Linked DNA regions of Homo sapiens: region 2 is linked to region 1. The links are chromatin contacts, found by Hi-C or POLR2A ChIA-PET in ENCODE. All regions are on one chromosome and are shown on one strand. The core of a region is the stretch at or near the end of the contact, and the rest is flanking DNA. Distances in the headings are between cores, read along the strand shown. Region 1 holds the start of BCL2L1 (BCL2 like 1). Region 2 holds the start of CDK5RAP1 (CDK5RAP1 mitochondrial tRNA methylthiotransferase).

Region 1 (5,139 bases), core at 2,304-4,803:
GGCAGAGGTTGCAGTGAGCCAAGATCATGCCACTGCACTCCAGCCTGGGCAACAGAGCAAGACTCCATCTCAAAAAAAAAAAAAAAAGAAAAAGAAAAAAGAAAAAAAATACAAAGTTATGTGTAGACAACATAGAGAAGTATAAAAAAGAAAACTTATTTTCTTTAGATTTAAATGTAACTTATTTTCTTTAAATTAGATTCCAGTCAAAGATCATTTGAGAGCCATTTTCAAGACTTGCAAAATTCTTTTTCCAAAATATGTATCCATCTTTCCAAAATATAAATTTCTTCATGTTCTTTCTGGTTTAAAAAAATCTTTGCTGGCTCCTCTGGTGCTATTTGATGTGCTGCTCGCATGGATACACATTTATATTCCATCCCCTCTCCACCACTCCCCTCAGCCATCCCAATTTATTTCCAGGACACCATGGGCTCTCACGCTGGGCTGCCAGGCCTTCGCTCAAGCAATATCTTCTGCTTAAAATGCTCCTACATCCTTTCTCACCCAAGCAAAATTCTATTCTTTTGAGGGCCAGTTCAGTAAAGCCCCTATCTGTGGACAGAGTTTATCTGCCCTCTGCTGGGCTCCCAAAGCACACTGAGGCTTCCATAATGATAGTTTTCACATTGAGATAATTGTGGCACCATAGGTTCAAAAATGTAAATCAGACCGGGCGCGCTGGCTCACACCTGTAATCCCAGCACTTTGGGAGGCCAAGGTGGGCGGATCACGAGGTCAGGAGTTCGAGACTAGCCTGACCAACTGGTGAAACCCCGTCTCTACTAAAAATACAAAAATTAGCCGGGCGTGGTGGCAGGTGCCTGTAATCCCAGCTACTCAGGAGGCTGAGGCAGGAGAATCACTTGAACCCAGGAGGCGAAGGCTGCAGTGAGCCGAGATCGCACCACCGCACTCCAGCTTGGGTGACAGAGCAAGACTCCATCTCGAAAAACAGCAAAAAAAATGTAAATCAGAGCCAGGTGTGGTGGCTAATGCCTGTAATTCCAGGACTTTGGGAGGCCGACATAGACAGATCACTTGAGCCCAGGAGTTTGAGACCAGCCTGGGCAACATGGGGAAACTCCATTCTCTACAAAAAATACAAAAATTAGCTGGGTGTGGAGGTGCGAGCCTGTATTCACAACTACTGGGGAGGCTGAGGTGGGAGGATCACCTGGGATGGGGAGGTCGAGGCTGCTGTGAGCTGAGATCACACCATTGCACTGCAGGCTGGGTGACATACCCTGTCTCAAAAAAAAAAAAAAAAAAAAGGCCGGGCACGGTGGCTCATGTCTGTAATCCCAGCACTTTGGGAGGCTGAGGCAGTCGGATCACCTGAGGTCAGCAGTTTGAGACCAGCCTGGCCAAAATGGTGAAACCCTGTCTCTACTAAAAATACAAAAATTAGCCGGGCGTGGTGGTGTGTACCTGTAGTCCCAGATACTAGGGAGGCTGAGGCAGGACAATCACTTGAACCTGGCGGGCAGAGTTTACAGTGAGCCAAGATAGCACCACTGCACTCCAGCCTGTGCAACAGAGCAAGACTCCATCTCGAACAAACAACAATAACAAAAAAAAAAAAAAAAATGAGGAAAGAGTTCAACAGAAAGACCACCTGAAAAAGGGGTAAACAATATGAAGAAAATTCACCAATACAAGATCCACCACCCTCCAAAGAAAGACTAAAAAATATGACAAATTGCTCAACTTCATTCATAATAAAAAAAGAAATATGAAAGTGCCTTCGGTTTTTACCCATCTAATTGGCAAGGATAAAACATTTGATAACACACTGTGTGGTTCAGGGTGTAAGGAAATTGGCGGGGCGCGGTGGCTCACGCCTGTAAACGATTCTCCTGTAAGCGAGTCTGCTGCCTCAGCCTCCCGAGTAGCTGGGATTACAGGCATGCGCCACCACGCCCAGCTAATTTTTTGTATTTTTAGTAGAGACGGGGTTTCACCACATTGGCCACGCTGGTCTTGAACTCCTAACCTCAGGTGATCCGCCCGCCTCGGCCTCCCAAAGTGCTGGGATTACGGGCGTGAGCCACCGCGCCCGGCCTGTCCTATGGAGTTTACAATTAATAACTCTCTTAATCATCACAATAGCTCAACGAGAGAGGTTGGTACTATTACCCATTTTACAATTGAGGACATTGAAGCACAGAGCAGTTGAGAAACTTGCCTAACTAGCAGAGTTAGAATCCAGACAAAGTGCTTAACCACAAGGCGATGCTTCTTCTATATATAAACTGACGGACGGATGAAATAGGCTGATTGACTGATGAGTGACTGACTGACTGACTGAATGAATAAATGGAAATGTGATTATAAATGTTGATTTTTTGCGCCTCCCGATTCCCCAGATCTACCGCGAGGGGGCGATCTCTCCCCGGTCCTGATGCCAGTCACTCAAGGCGCGCACTCCCTTTGCGTCTCGGGCTCGCGCGCGTTGCCGCGGCACCGGAAGTGACTGAGCTTGCAAGTTCCCCTGTCTCTTCAGGGGAAACTGAGGCCGGCTTGTTCGGGAGAGACGGCGCGAGCAGTCAGCCAGGTAGGCCGGCAGCCAGGTAGGCCGGCCCGGGTCCGCGGCGCGGAACTCGGCCGCGAAGAGCTCTTGCGTCTGGAAGCTACCGGGCCGATGAAGGGGGATGTGGCCCCCCACGGCTCGCGGGGCTCGCAGGTGAGAGCGCCGCCTCCCCTGTGCGTGACAGCCGTTGCGCCCAATAGGAGCCTTCGCCGTCCCGCTTCCGTGCCGGCTGGGCTCGCTGATTGGCTGCGCTGGGGCGGACCGCCGGGGGCGAGGCCCCTCCTCTCAGGAAGGTCTAGGGGGCGCCCCCGGGGGAGGGCGGTTGCCTAGCAACGGGGCGGTGGCTCGGCGGGTACCCGGCCTAGTGAGCTCGAGAAGCCGCTAGGCCGCAGCCGGCCCACCCTGGGCTCCGGAGAGGTGCAGCCCCCGGCCCCGGAGCCCTCCCGGGGGCGCCAGAAAGCCACTTTGGGCCTGTCCCCAGGAAAACGTGGTCTCAGCTGTGGGGCCGTCGAGCAGGCCTCGACCCCTCTTCCTGACCTGAGGAGAGGCCCAGCGCCTCACCCTCACCCAGTCTTTGTGCAGGGCGCCGGCGGCCATTGTGTCCGGGCGGGGAATGGAGGACCCGGCAATCCCCAACTGCCACGTTCTGGGCCTTTGGGGAATTCAGAGCAAACCAGCGGCATTTGTTGGGGGTCTCCGGCCTTCAACATCACAGACAGGCCTGGGGGTGGCCTTCCCAAAGTCAGATTGCAGATCTGAGGCAGTTTCCCCCTCCCTGCGTCCCTCACTGAAACCTTGAACCCCATTGAGAAGTCCCTTTAGGGTTTCGGACGCCTCCACCTCACCCTGGGCTGGTGCTTAAATAGAAAAAAGAAAAACAAAAACCAACTAAATCCATACCAGCCACCTCCGGGAGAGTACTCCTGGCTCCCAGTAGGAGGCGGAGAGCCAAGGGGCGTGCAAGAGAGAGGGGGCTGGGCTCCCGGGTGGCAGGAGGCCGCGGCTGCGGAGCGGCCGCCCTCGATCCGGGCGATGGAGGAGGAAGCAAGCGAGGGGGCTGGTTCCTGAGCTTCGCAATTCCTGTGTCGCCTTCTGGGCTCCCAGCCTGCCGGGTCGCATGATCCCTCCGGCCGGAGCTGGTTTTTTTGCCAGCCACCGCGAGGCCGGCTGAGTTACCGGCATCCCCGCAGCCACCTCCTCTCCCGACCTGTGATACAAAAGATCTTCCGGGGGCTGCACCTGCCTGCCTTTGCCTAAGGCGGATTTGAATGTAGGTGGTGCGGGGGAGCGGGAGTGGGGCGGGGGGGACTGCCCAGGGAGTGACTTTCCGAGGAAGGCATTTCGGAGAAGACGGGGGTAGAAAAGGCTGGTGGGAGATTCAGAGTCCACTGGTGCTTTCGATTTGACTTAAGTGAAGTATCTTGGAACCTAGACCCAGACCTTCGTAAGACCCACAAAGAAACCAGTTCTGGTACCTGGAGGGGGAATGGAATTTTTAGGGTAAATGGCATGCATATTAATTATTTTTTTTTCCTGAAGCTCTTTCTCTCCCTTCAGAATCTTATCTTGGCTTTGGATCTTAGAAGAGAATCACTAACCAGAGACGAGACTCAGTGAGTGAGCAGGTGTTTTGGACAATGGACTGGTTGAGCCCATCCCTATTATAAAAATGTCTCAGAGCAACCGGGAGCTGGTGGTTGACTTTCTCTCCTACAAGCTTTCCCAGAAAGGATACAGCTGGAGTCAGTTTAGTGATGTGGAAGAGAACAGGACTGAGGCCCCAGAAGGGACTGAATCGGAGATGGAGACCCCCAGTGCCATCAATGGCAACCCATCCTGGCACCTGGCAGACAGCCCCGCGGTGAATGGAGCCACTGGCCACAGCAGCAGTTTGGATGCCCGGGAGGTGATCCCCATGGCAGCAGTAAAGCAAGCGCTGAGGGAGGCAGGCGACGAGTTTGAACTGCGGTACCGGCGGGCATTCAGTGACCTGACATCCCAGCTCCACATCACCCCAGGGACAGCATATCAGAGCTTTGAACAGGTAGTGAATGAACTCTTCCGGGATGGGGTAAACTGGGGTCGCATTGTGGCCTTTTTCTCCTTCGGCGGGGCACTGTGCGTGGAAAGCGTAGACAAGGAGATGCAGGTATTGGTGAGTCGGATCGCAGCTTGGATGGCCACTTACCTGAATGACCACCTAGAGCCTTGGATCCAGGAGAACGGCGGCTGGGTAAGAACCAAGCCCCTTGTGTGTCCCTTTTCTTTGGCCTCTGGTCAGAGATCCCCAACAGCCCTTCTTCTGTATCTCTTTCTGTTGTGTTGGGTGATTGTTGGAGACGTTGATAGTTGAGGAAACCTGACTGGCCTCATTTCACCACAAGAGGTTAACTCCTTGGAAATACAAATGACCCTGTGCTTCAGAGATCAGGCATCTTTCACCCTGGTCACCCCCATGACTCCACTATTCCATACTTGTGTTCCAGTTTCTCAGCAAAGAAAACTGTAGCCTATGTGTTCATTAAGTCCCAAACCTGTGAGGGTAGGAAGTTAGTTCGGTGTTTCCCTTACCTTATACAATGGTTCACACACAAAGGGGTGATGAG
Region 2 (5,139 bases), core at 733-3,232, 1.7 Mb before region 1:
CGACAGAGTGAGTGAGACGTCGTCTCAAAAAAAAAAAGCAGGGGCCACATCATGCAGGCCCCTAGGATACAGTAGGAAATCTGGATTTTATTGCACGGGCAATGGAAAGCTCTTAAGCTTTTTGTTTTTGTTTTTTTCTTTTCTTTTCTTTTTTTTTTTTTTTTTGAGATGGAGTCTTGCTCTGTCGCCCAGGCTGGAGTGCAGTGGCTCGATCTTGGCTCACTGCAATCTCCGCTTCCTGGGTTCAAGCAATTGTCCTGCCTCAGCCTCCCGAGTAGCTGGGACTACAGGCACGCGGCACCATGCCCAGCTATTTTTTATTTTTTATTTTTAGTAGAGACGGGGTTTTACCATATTGGCCAGGCTGGTCTCGAATTCCTGACCTCATGATCCACCCACCTCAGCCTCCCAAAGTGCTGGGATTACAGGCATAAGCCACCGTGCCCGGCTGTTTTTGTTTTTTTCTTTTTCAAGACATGGTCTCATTCTGGTACCCAGGCTGGAGTGCAGTGTTGAGGTCATGGTTCACTGCCGCCTCAACTTCCCTGGCTCAAGCAATCCTCCCTGCCTCAGCCTTCTGAGTAGCTGGGACCACAGGTACCCACCACCATGCCGGGGTAATTTTTGTGTTTTTTGTAGAGATGGGGTTTTATCATGTTGCTCAGGCTAGTCTAGAACTCCTGGGCTCAAGCAATCTGCCCATCTTGGCCTCCCAAAGTGCTGGGATTACAGATGTGAGCCACCACGCCCGGCCTGCCACGGAGAGTTTTCAGGAGAGGGGTGATATAATTTGATTTAATAAAACAAACACAAATTCCCTTAGGCTATGTGTGGGAAACTGTTCTCAGGAGACAAGGTGACCATTAGCAGGCTACTGTGATTGTTTCTGATGAGACAATGGTGGCCTGGGTAGTTGTAGCTACCGAGTAGACAGATTTGACATTTTGGAGTTAGAGTTGACAGGGCTTACTGACAGATAGAATGTGGGGATCCAGGGAGGTGAAGAAAATGACCATTCAGTTCCTCCTAGTGCACCTGGAAGGATGGTTGGGCCATTTACTGAGATGGGCCAGAATGACAGGTACAGGTTTTTGGTGAAGGTGCATGTGTGGAAATGAAGAGTTCTGTATAAGTTAGAGATGGTCATCAGACACTCAAGAAGGGGTGTCAAGTAGGCAGCTGAGCTATGGCTCTGGTACTGCAGGGAGGGTCCAGCTGGAGATGTGAATCAGGAAGTCATTAACCTACAGGGCAGCACCCTCCAATAGAAATAGAGCGTGAACCTCTTAGGTGACTTAAAATTTCCCAGTAAGGACCGGACACGGTGGCTCATGCCTACAATCCCAGCACTTTGGGAGGCCAAGGTGGGAGGATGGCTTGCGCCTAGGTAGGAGTTTGAGACCAGCCTGGGCAACATGGGGAGACCGGTCTCTACAAAAAAATTAAAAAAATTTTAGCTGGGCGTGGTGGCGCCTGCCTGTAGTCCCAGCCACTTGGGAGTGTGAGGTGGGAGGATTGCTTTAGCATGGGAGGCGGAAGCTGCAGTGAGCCATGATCACACCATATTATTTTTCCCCCTGCTAGCCACATTGAAAAAGTAAAAAGAAACAACAGGTGAACTTAATTCAAATATTTCTACCACCATAGCTACAAATAAAAAAAACTAATTCAACAAATGTACTTATTTAATCCAATATATCCCAACAATTATTGCAGCACATAATCAATATAAACATTATATATATGAACTATTTGACACTATTTGACATTTCTTCTTCCACATCCAGTGTATCTGACATTTAGCGCACATTTGATTTGCACTCACCCACTTTGAGGAGCTCAATTGCCGCTTAAGTCCGTGGCTAGTGGCTGCCCTAAAGTTCAGCACCGCCACGGAGCTTTGGGTCCACCCGGACTGTAAAAAGGAAGCACTTCCGTTAGCATGACCCGGCCTGAAGTAGCGGCGGAACGGAAGTCGCTTGTGTATGAACGCAGCGGCGGACCTGTGAGGGGATCCGACTTGCCGGCAGAACTTACGCTGCGGGACCCCGGGCACTGTTGCTGCTGCGGGAGGTGAGCAGCGCGGCCGCCGGGGTGGGCTGCGCACCCGCTTTTGACTGGCGCCTGGGGCAGGAGGGGCCGCGGATCCCGGGAAGCGCACGGTGTTCAAGAGGGAGGATGGCACGGTGGTTATGGCGTGGGGCCTGGCGTCAGGCTGTAGGGGTTCGTACCCTAACCCCGCCGCCTAACCCCGTGTGACCTTGGACAGGTCACCTCCACTTCTTTCAAGGCTTCGCTTCGCCACCCGTGAAGTGGGGTTGACAGTACAGCCTGCCTCACAGGGTTGCTATGAGGGTTATAGGTAATAATTCGCGGAAAATGCTTTGCACCATGCCTAACGCATTGTAACCAGCCAATAAAATGTTTGGGATGTTGTACGCTGTTGTTCCAGCCTCATTGCCGACTGTCAGAATTAATTTCGAGCCTCCAGAGAGGCTTCTACATTGCGTTATGCAAAGCATTTTGCTTGTATTATTGCATTTGATCCTACGGTAGGCTTATGGAGATAGGTGCTATTATCCCCATCTAGAGGCTCCCAGAGTTTAAGACAGGTGCCTAAGGTTTAGCTGGCTTGGCAGCAGTGGGGTCAGATTCTGACTCCAGGGTCCATACTTTTTTTTTCTTGAGACGGGAGTCTTGCTCTGTCGCCCAGGCTGGAGTGCAGTGACGCGATCTCGGCTCACTGTAGCCCCTGCCCCGCGAGTTCCAGCGATTCTCCTGCCTCAGCCTCCTGGGTAGCTAGGATTACAGGCGCATACCACCACACCCGGCTAAGTTTTGTATTTTTAGTGGAGTTCATACTCTTAACCAGGATGCTCTAATACTCTCTGTGAAAGGGGGTGTGGGCTGTAAATGTGCAGTTAGTGAACGCTTACTGTATCTCAAGTTGGGTTTTTAATATCTTATTCTTAATAACACTTATGGGGTGGTAGGTGCTGCTTTTATCCTTATTTTACACATGTGGAATTGGCGGCTCAGAGACAGAAATTTGTCTTGCCAAAGGTCACACAGCAATTATGGAGTAGAAAGGGGCGATTTTAAAGTTCACACTTTAAGGCTGTTCTTCTCTGACTCTTGAAACTGGGTTGGCATTGCTCCTAAGTGCTAGTAGCAGATGTGGCAGGTCATCTCATTGGAAAGGTAATGGGCCACATCTGCTCTTTACACGTGTATAGCAGGGTTCCCCTAACCCTAGGTGGTAGAATGGTACCTGTCTGTGGCCTGTGAGGAACCGGGTTGCACAGCAGGAGGTGAGCAGCAAAGCTGGCATTACTGCCTGAGCTCTGCCTCCCGTCAGATTGGCCACGGAATTAGTTTCTCAGGAACACAAACCCTATTGTGAACTGCGTATATGCAAGGCATCTAGTTTGTGCATTCCATTTCCTTTTTTTTGAGACAAGTTCTCTCTCTCTCTGTTGCCCAGGCTGGAGTGTGGTGGCGCAATCTCAGCTCACTGCAATCTCTGCCTCCCTGGCTCAAGTGATCCTCCTACCTCAGCTTCCCAAGTTGCTGGGATTACAGGCACATACCACAATGGCTGGCTAATTTTTTATTTTTTAATTTGTTGTAGAGACAACAAATAAACATGGTCTTGCCATGTTGCCCAGGCTGGTCTCGAACTCCTGAGCTCAAACAATCCGCCTGCCTCGGCCTCCCAAAGTGCTGGGATTATAGATGTCAGCCACCGCACTGGCTCAAGATTGCATGCTCCTTGTAAGAATCTAAATGCCTGAGGTGGAACAGTTTCAACACACCCCTGCTTCCATGTCTGTGGAAAAATTGTCTTCCATGAAACCAATTCCTAGTACCAAAAAGGTTGGGAACCACTGATGTTTAGCACCTGCCGTGAGGCAGCTACCACAATGGGAGATGGTGAAGGTGTAGAAATGAATGATACTTGTTCCCTGCTTGCAGGAACCTGCCAGTTTACTAGGGCTGGCAGAAGTGTCAGTAATAATTAACAGCAAAGTGTGATGAGTCTTGTGATGGAGAGATAGAATAGAGCTTTGGGAACCCAGAGGAGGACCCCACCTAGACTTCGGGGGTGATGGCCAGAGCAGGCTTCCCAGAGGAAGAAAGCTGAAAGTACCATAGGCCACTAGAGAGAAGATAAATACCAGCCAGAGAACAGCATGTGTAAAATCCTATAAGCTAGTGAAGATTAATACAAAGAAGTGTGGCATGGCTGGAGTGTAGTAGGCCATAGATGTGGGGTCCAGTAAAAATATATGGTGATCCTAGAATTCTTCCTTAGTCAGAAAATTAAAAAAAAAAAAAGTAAATAGTATGGCTTCATCTCCTATACCTTAGTCACCTAAGTCTTCCTGGGAGGCAACTATTGTTTCTTATGCATTCTAGAGATATTGTATGTACCTGCAAATAGGTACCTCAATATTCCCACCCTCTTTCCCCACAGATTCAACAGTAGTATAATGTAGGTAGCATGGAGCATATTGCTTCCTTGCCTTTGTCATGTATAGGTTCAGCCTCATTTATTTTTATTTTTATTTTTTTGAGATAGGGTCTTACTCTGTCACCCAGGCTGGAGTGCAGTGGTGCGATTATGGCTTACTGCAGCATTGATCTCCTGGGCTCAAGCAATCCTTTCATCTCAACCTCCTGAGTAGCTGGGACTACAGGTGTGCATCACTGTGCTCGGCTATTTTTTGTTATTTTTATAGAGATGAGGTCTCACTATGTTGCCCAGGCTGGTCTCGAATTCCTGGCTCAAGTGATGTTTCTGTCTCAGCTTCCCAAAATGCTGGGATTATAGGCATGAGCCACTGCACCCGGCCACCAGCCTTGGTTTCTAACAGTTGTATCTTGTTTCATTGTATGGATGCACCAGAACTTACTTAACTAGTCCTTTATTGATAACATTTAGATCTTTCCCTTTCCTTTGCTATTAGAAACACTGTTGCATTGAATATCTTTTATTTTTATTTTTTGAGACAGTCTCACTCTGTTGCCCAGGCTAGAGTGCAGTGGCGTGATCTTGGCTCACTGCAACCTTCTCCTCCTGAGCTCAAGAGATTCTCATGCCTCAGTCTCCCGGGTATCTTAGAATACAGGTGTGTG

Evidence for each region. A loop is a pair of places that touch in the nucleus more often than their neighbours do. ChIA-PET counts read pairs that join two places held with the same protein, here RNA polymerase II (POLR2A).
Region 2: a map of posterior vena cava shows a loop between it and region 1 (24-fold over the local background). The contact joins the promoter of CDK5RAP1 here to the promoter of BCL2L1 in region 1. A Hi-C loop is called at or near these places in 1 of 168 maps with a recorded cell type or tissue (posterior vena cava). POLR2A ChIA-PET finds 5 or more read pairs at or near these places in 1 of 52 experiments (WTC11).

What each region holds. Positions count from the first base shown.
Region 1 is chr20:31,721,282-31,726,420 of GRCh38, reverse strand. BCL2L1 (BCL2 like 1) reads left to right here and starts at 3,553. Exons shown (of 3, transcript NM_138578.3): 1 at 3,553-3,803; 2 at 4,073-4,766. The coding sequence starts at 4,203. RefSeq lists enhancers at 2,455-2,654, 2,424-3,178, 3,185-3,244, 3,179-3,934 and silencers at 2,685-3,134, 3,341-3,635, 3,535-3,644, 3,695-3,814.
Region 2 is chr20:33,398,362-33,403,500 of GRCh38, reverse strand. It overlaps CDK5RAP1 (CDK5RAP1 mitochondrial tRNA methylthiotransferase), which reads left to right and starts at 1,982. Exons shown (of 14, transcript NM_016408.4): 1 at 1,982-2,073. It overlaps LOC124904889 (a long non-coding RNA gene), which reads right to left and starts at 1,919. Exons shown (of 2, transcript XR_007067567.1): 1 at 1,826-1,919. RefSeq lists enhancers at 1,842-2,041, 2,182-2,271.